Linked DNA regions of Homo sapiens: region 1 is linked to region 2. Evidence: read pairs that join two places in POLR2A ChIA-PET (ENCODE). Cell type or tissue: PC-3. All regions are shown on one strand. Links, peaks and the distances in the headings refer to the core of each region. The heading gives the core; the rest is flanking DNA. Region 1 has its middle 16 kb from the start of MIR4777. Region 2 overlaps ARMC9 (armadillo repeat containing 9).

Evidence for each region. ChIA-PET counts read pairs that join two places held together with the same protein. Peaks named below come from ENCODE experiments on the same cell type or tissue, not always from the same donor. Only the 100,000 strongest peaks of a DNase experiment are listed, where the experiment ranks them.
Region 1: POLR2A ChIA-PET joins it to region 2 with 6 read pairs; 3 of 35 experiments call an interaction of 5 or more read pairs at or near these places.

Annotation. Positions count from the first base shown.
Region 1 is chr2:231,376,892-231,379,800 of GRCh38, forward strand. No RefSeq gene overlaps it. Among named protein-coding and RNA genes, the nearest start is that of MIR4777, 16 kb to the left of the region's middle. In PC-3, for the core only: no CTCF peak of the experiment used is centred there; DNase peaks (open chromatin) are centred at 1,320 and 1,640; H3K4me3 peaks cover 652 bases; H3K27ac peaks cover 2,500 bases.
Region 2 is chr2:231,283,366-231,286,274 of GRCh38, forward strand. The region is part of intron 17 of ARMC9 (armadillo repeat containing 9); the gene reads left to right. Among named protein-coding and RNA genes, the nearest start is that of MIR4777, 78 kb to the right of the region's middle. In PC-3, for the core only: no CTCF peak of the experiment used is centred there; no DNase peak of the experiment used is centred there.

The sequences.
Region 1 (2,909 bases), core at 264-2,763, 94 kb after region 2:
CTTAGGAAAAATAGAAAAGAACCTATGTGATTACTGGGGCAGGTTCCCCGATAGGCAGGTGCAGGAGTTTCAAGGAAGGAGGAGGAGGAGGACTAGGGATGCAGGGAGGAGGACTTGGAATGCAGGGGGAGGACTAAGGATGCAAGCTCTGGAACCCAGGGAGGAAAGCAGGGGATGGAGGGCGGTCACCATGGTCGGGCTATAGAGGAGGTGGGGAAGAAGATAACAGGCTAAGGCCAGCTTGAGAGCAGTTTCCTTAGAGCACTGGCCAGAGGTCAGCCTGCACCAGTGCCCGTCAAGGCGGTGAGCTGGATGCCAAAGGCATTGAGGTCAGAGGGGAGACCCAGAGAAGACAGGGAAGTGGTGGCATGAGCTCTAAGAAGGGAGGCTGGAGCAAAGGCCTCAAAGTTGTGATCTTGAGGGGTGCTGGGGAGCAAGGAGTCCACCAGGCTCTCCTCTGGCCCCTGGGCAGGAGGCAGTGGTGTGTGGCCAGTTTGGGACAGCTCACAGAGCTGATTCCTAAGTTTGGGGGGAATTCTTTTTTTTTTTTTTTTTAGGACAGAGTCTCGCTCTGTTGCCCAGGCTGGAGTGCAATGGTGCGATCTCGGCTCACTGCAAGCTCCGCCTCCCGGGTTCAAGCAGTTCTCCTGCCTCAGGCTCCCAAGTAGCTGGGATTACAGGCACGTGCCACCATGCCTGGCTAATTTTTGGATTTTTAGGAGAGACGAGGTTTCACCATGTTCGTCAGGCTGGTCTCGAACTCCTGACCTCAGATAATCCGCCCACCTTGGCCTTCCAAAGTGCTGGGATTACAGGCATGAGCCACCGCGCCCGGCCCAGTTTGGGGGAATTCTATGAGCTGCTTTTAAACATAGCCATTACCAAAACTTAAGTTATATAAACTTACAGTAAAATAAATTCTATTAAGAACAAAGGGAATAAATACTCAAAACATCCTTTCCTAAGGATTTTCCTGCATCCACTGTCCTCAGTCCTGGAGGTTATTCACATCTGTTGCATCTGTATGGTGGAAATATGACAGAATTAACAAAGGCTGCTGGACATCTCTTCCCAGCTCTGTGTTCAGTGACATCATTTTGGTAGCTTGAAACTGGCCATGGTGGGGGTATTTACACCACAGAAATTGGCAAGCACCACAAACCAGAGCTTTAGCCCCCACCCCCAAGAGCCGGTTATTAAATGTTTACCAGCACTCCACTGGCAGAAGCCGTGCAAGACGGTGCAGCCTCAGAGGCAGGATGTTGGGTGGATCAGGAACTATGTCAGGGAGAGTTAGAGGAAGCAAGGCAGTGTGCATCCCTGAAATAGCAAAGCCAAGGGTGTGGCATGCACGATGGAGAGGTAGCGGCTGACTCTGCCCAAATCTCTTTCTACAGGTCCTCAGGGATCGCACTGGCCCAAAGCACTTGTGTCAGCTCACCTTCCAGCATCTGGCTCAGAGCCTCTCCCCATTTCTGTGATCACCGAGGGCTTCTTCCAGTTGTCCTGGGTGTCACTTGGACACCTTCCTGCTTGGCACAGTGTTGCTGCTCACGCTCTCGCTGTCCCTCTGGGCCTCTGGAAACACGCCTGCCCCAAGTGTGCACAGGTGTGGAGCTGCTCTTTGTCACAAGTCTTCAGTGATGAGTCACCAGTTCCCGGCGGGGGAAGAGTTCACTGGATACATGATAGTGTGGCCTGGGTCTCAAACAGCCTGGAGTAGGGATCACTGACCAGGCTGGAAGGGAGGGGCATACAGGGTGCCACCCTCTGACCAGCAAGTTTCCAAGTTATGCCAAGTCAGGCCTCAACTCAGGCAGCACCGTCTTCAAGGGAGAAGCCAGGCAGAGGGTCCCAGTGGCTTATAGGCCCTGAGGGGCAGGACCAGGGACCCTGGGTTTACTGAGGGAAGGTGGGGTAGAGGCTGGATAAAGTACCTCGGCCAAAGGCAAGAAGAGTGGGGCTGAAGGGCTGGGGCCTGGATTTGGGACGCCATTACCATTGCCATTCTCAGCCAAATGCCAGTCTTTTTTTTTTTTTTTTTTTTTGAGACAGTCTTGCTATGTTGCCCAGGCTATCCTTAATTGATCCTCCTGTGAGGCCTCCCAAAGTGCTAGAATTAAAGGCACGTGCCACCAAGCCCAGCCGAAGGCCAGTCTTTCAGCGCCTCAAAGGGGAACAGCATGATTAGAATGTGTGCACAGCTGGCCGGGCACGGTGGCTCACGCCTGTAATCCCAGCACTTTGGAAGGCCGAGGTGGGCGGATCACGAGGTCAGGAATTCAAGACCAGCCTGGCCAACATGGTGAAACCCTGTCTCTATCAAAAATACAAAAATTAGCCGGGCATGGTGGCATGCGCCTGTAATCCCAGCTACTTAGGAGGCTTGAGGCAGGAGAATTGCTTGAACCCAGGAAGTGGAGGTTGCAGTGAGCCGAGATTGTGCCACTGCACCCCAGCCCAGGCGACAGAGAGAAAAAAGCATGTGTGCACAGCCTCCAGGGAGGCCCTTGGCCCCAGGGTCTGAGGATAGGCCAATGGCCCTCCCTGGCCTCGGGCATCCCACCTGGGCCCTGTTGGGATGACTACCCTGGGGCTGTGTGGCAAACCAGCAAGGAGGCGGCTGCTGTGCGCTGAGCACCCTGGACAAGGCCCAGGAGGCTGCCGCAGAGACAGGGGAGGCTGGGGGAGGGGGAGGGAGGCAGGGACGGGGAATCAGCATCCCTGGGAGACCCCAGCAGCAGCCAAGACTCCAAAAAGGGCATGAAGTAGTGGTCAGGTGGAAAAATGCAAAAACCAGGCCAAAGAGGAGAGAAGTTTCAGATTTTGTGAAACCTCCCTCCCCCAGAGACCCTGGAAATAGTGACAGGGAGGAGACCTCGCTCTCTGACTCACGGCTATTACTGTGC
Region 2 (2,909 bases), core at 206-2,705:
CACACTGGTATTAGTTATCTATTACTGCATAACAATTTACCCCAAAGCTTAGTGGCTTAAACAAGTTTTTGTTTTTGTTTTTGAGACAGAGTCTGGCTCTGTCACCCAGACTGGAGTACAGTGGCACCATCTTGACTCACTGCAACCTCTGCCTCCTGGGTTCAGGCGATTCTCCTGTCTCAGCCTCCCAAGTAGCTGGAACTACAGGTGTGCACCACCACACCTAGCTGATTTTTGTATTTTTAGTAGAGATGGGGTTTCACCATCTTGGCCAGGCTGGTCTCAAGCTCCTAACCTCAAGTGATCCACCTGCCTCAGCCTCCCAAAGCGCCGAGATTACAGATGTGAGCCACCATGCCCAGCCAATTTTTGTTTTAGTTTTTGAGACAGGGTCTTGCTCTTTTGCCCAGGCTGGAGTGCAGTGGCCTGATAGTAGTGCACACTGCAGCCTCCATCTCCTAGGCTCAAGCCATCCTCCTGCCTCAGCTTATCCAGTAGCTGGGACTATAGGTGTGCGCCATCACACCTAGCTAATTTTTTTTAAGAGACAGGGTCTTACCATGTTGCCCAAGCTGGTCTCAAACTACTAGGCTCACGTGATCCTCCCATCTTGGCCTCCATGCAGGGATTACATGCATGAGCCGCTGAGCCTGGCCATTGAATTTTTAAATTACAGTCATGTCCCATGTAACAACATTTTGGTCAACAAAAGACTGCATATGTGATAATGGTCCAATAAGATTATAATACCCCATTTTTACTGTACCTTACCTATGTTTAGAGATGCTTAGATACACAAATACCACCTTGTTACAGTTGCCTACAGTATTCAACACAGTCACGTGCTGAACAGGTTTGTACACTAGGATCTTATTAGCTATGCCATATAGCCTAGGTGTGTAGTAGGCTACACCATCTAGGTTTGTCACTTACTCTATGATATTTATACAATAATGACATCATCTCACAACACATTTCTCAGAACATATCCCTATCACTAAGCTACCAATGACTGTTTCTGTGGGACAAACATTCAAGAGCAATAGCAGCGTAGTCCTAACTAAGAGTTGCTCAGTTTATAGTTGAGACTTCAGCCTCTGCTTCCAAGCTCACTCACCTGGCTGTCAGCAGGAGGCCTCAGTTTTCTTCTGGCTATTGACTGGGGACCTCATTTTCTTCCCCCTTGGGCCTCTCCATAAGGCTTCTCTTGACATGGCAGTTGGCTTCCCCTAGAATGAATGATTTGAGAGAGAAAGTAAGCAAGACAGAAGCCCCAGTGTCTTTTAGAAAAACCTACTCTCAGAAATGAGATACCATCGCATTTATTGTCTTGGTTACACAGACCCACCCTGGTACAGTGTGGAGGGGATGGAACCAAGGATGTGACTACCAGGAGGTGGAATCACTGGGGCCACCTTGGGGCTGGCTGCCACACACTCCTAAGTAACTGTGGGTCAAAGAAAAAAGCACAAGAGAAGTGAGGGGCTATTCTTTTGAAAAATATTACAAATATTTTCTCAATTTTGGTTTGTCTTTTTAAATTATGGTAGTTAGCCAGAAGCGGTGGCTCACGCCTGTAATCTCAGCACTGTTGGAAGCCGATGTGGGCAGATCACGAGGTCAGGAGTTTGAGACCAGCCTGGCCAACTTGGTGAAACCCCGTCTCTACTAAAAATACAAAAATTAGCCGCGTGTGGTGGCACGTGCCTGTAATTCCAGCTACTCAGGAGGCTGAGGCAGGAAAATTACTTGAACCCAGGAGGCAGAGGTTGCAGTGAGCCAAGATCATGCCATTGCACTCCAGCCTGGGTAACAGAGCAAGACTCTGTCTCAAAAGGAAAAAAAAAATTATAGCGGTCTTGGTCAAACATCAGCTTTAATGATAGCCAGATCTGTTAATATTTTCCTTAATGGCTTCTACATAGGTTTCTAGATAGGCTGTGAGTTTTGGACTTTGAAAAGGAAATGTGGATTACTTACATAAAGATGTAAGTAGATGATGGGGCACGGTGGCTCATGCCTGTAATCCTAGCACTTTGGGAGGCTGAGGTGGGTGGATCACCTGAGGTCAGGAGTTCGAGACCAGCCTGGCCAACATGGAGAAACCCTGTCTCTACTAAAAATACAATAATTAGCCAGGTGTGGTGGTGGGCGCCGATAATCCCAGCTACTCGGGAGGCTGAGGCAGGAGAATCGCTTGAACCCAGGAGACAGAGGTTGTAGTGAGCTGAGATCATGCCACTGGACTCCACCCTGTGCAACAGGGTGAGACTCCGTCTCAAAAAAAAAAAAGACGTAAGTAGAATAAGCTTCCCTCTGGCATTTAACAGAGATTAAAGATATAAGCCAGGGAGGAACCCCCTTTTAGCCTGAGAACGCATCAGCTAGGCAGTTGCCTACTTAATTATTTGTGAGAGTGACCTCTAAGGGATGATCATGCCCACAATAAGGTTTTTCTAAAACCCTGAGATTTCCCTCCTTTCGTGTTTATCCTTGAGGAAGTTTTTAGATTGATAAAGCCATTATATTCTCTTTGCATGTAGGTCTCACATGGGTGCATTTGCTTGGCAGAGTTTAGGTTGTATGCCTGCACCCTAGCTGAAAGGGAGGCTAGAAATGCTGAATAATGAAGGAAATAAGACAACAAGGAAAACGTTTCCCACAATTCCTCCACCTTGACATCTGATCGTGCACGGTGCTAGGGAAGTGGAGGCAGAATTGATGTCCTCAGCCCTGCTGGTATTTGGTTTTTATTTGTTTATTTTTTTGAGACAGCGTCTTGCTCTGTCGCCCAGGCTGGAGTGCAGTGGTGGGATCTCGGCTTACTGTAACCTCCGCCTCCCGAGTTCAAGCAATTCTCCTACCTCAGCCTCCAGAGTAGCTGGGATTACAGGTGCCCACCACCATGC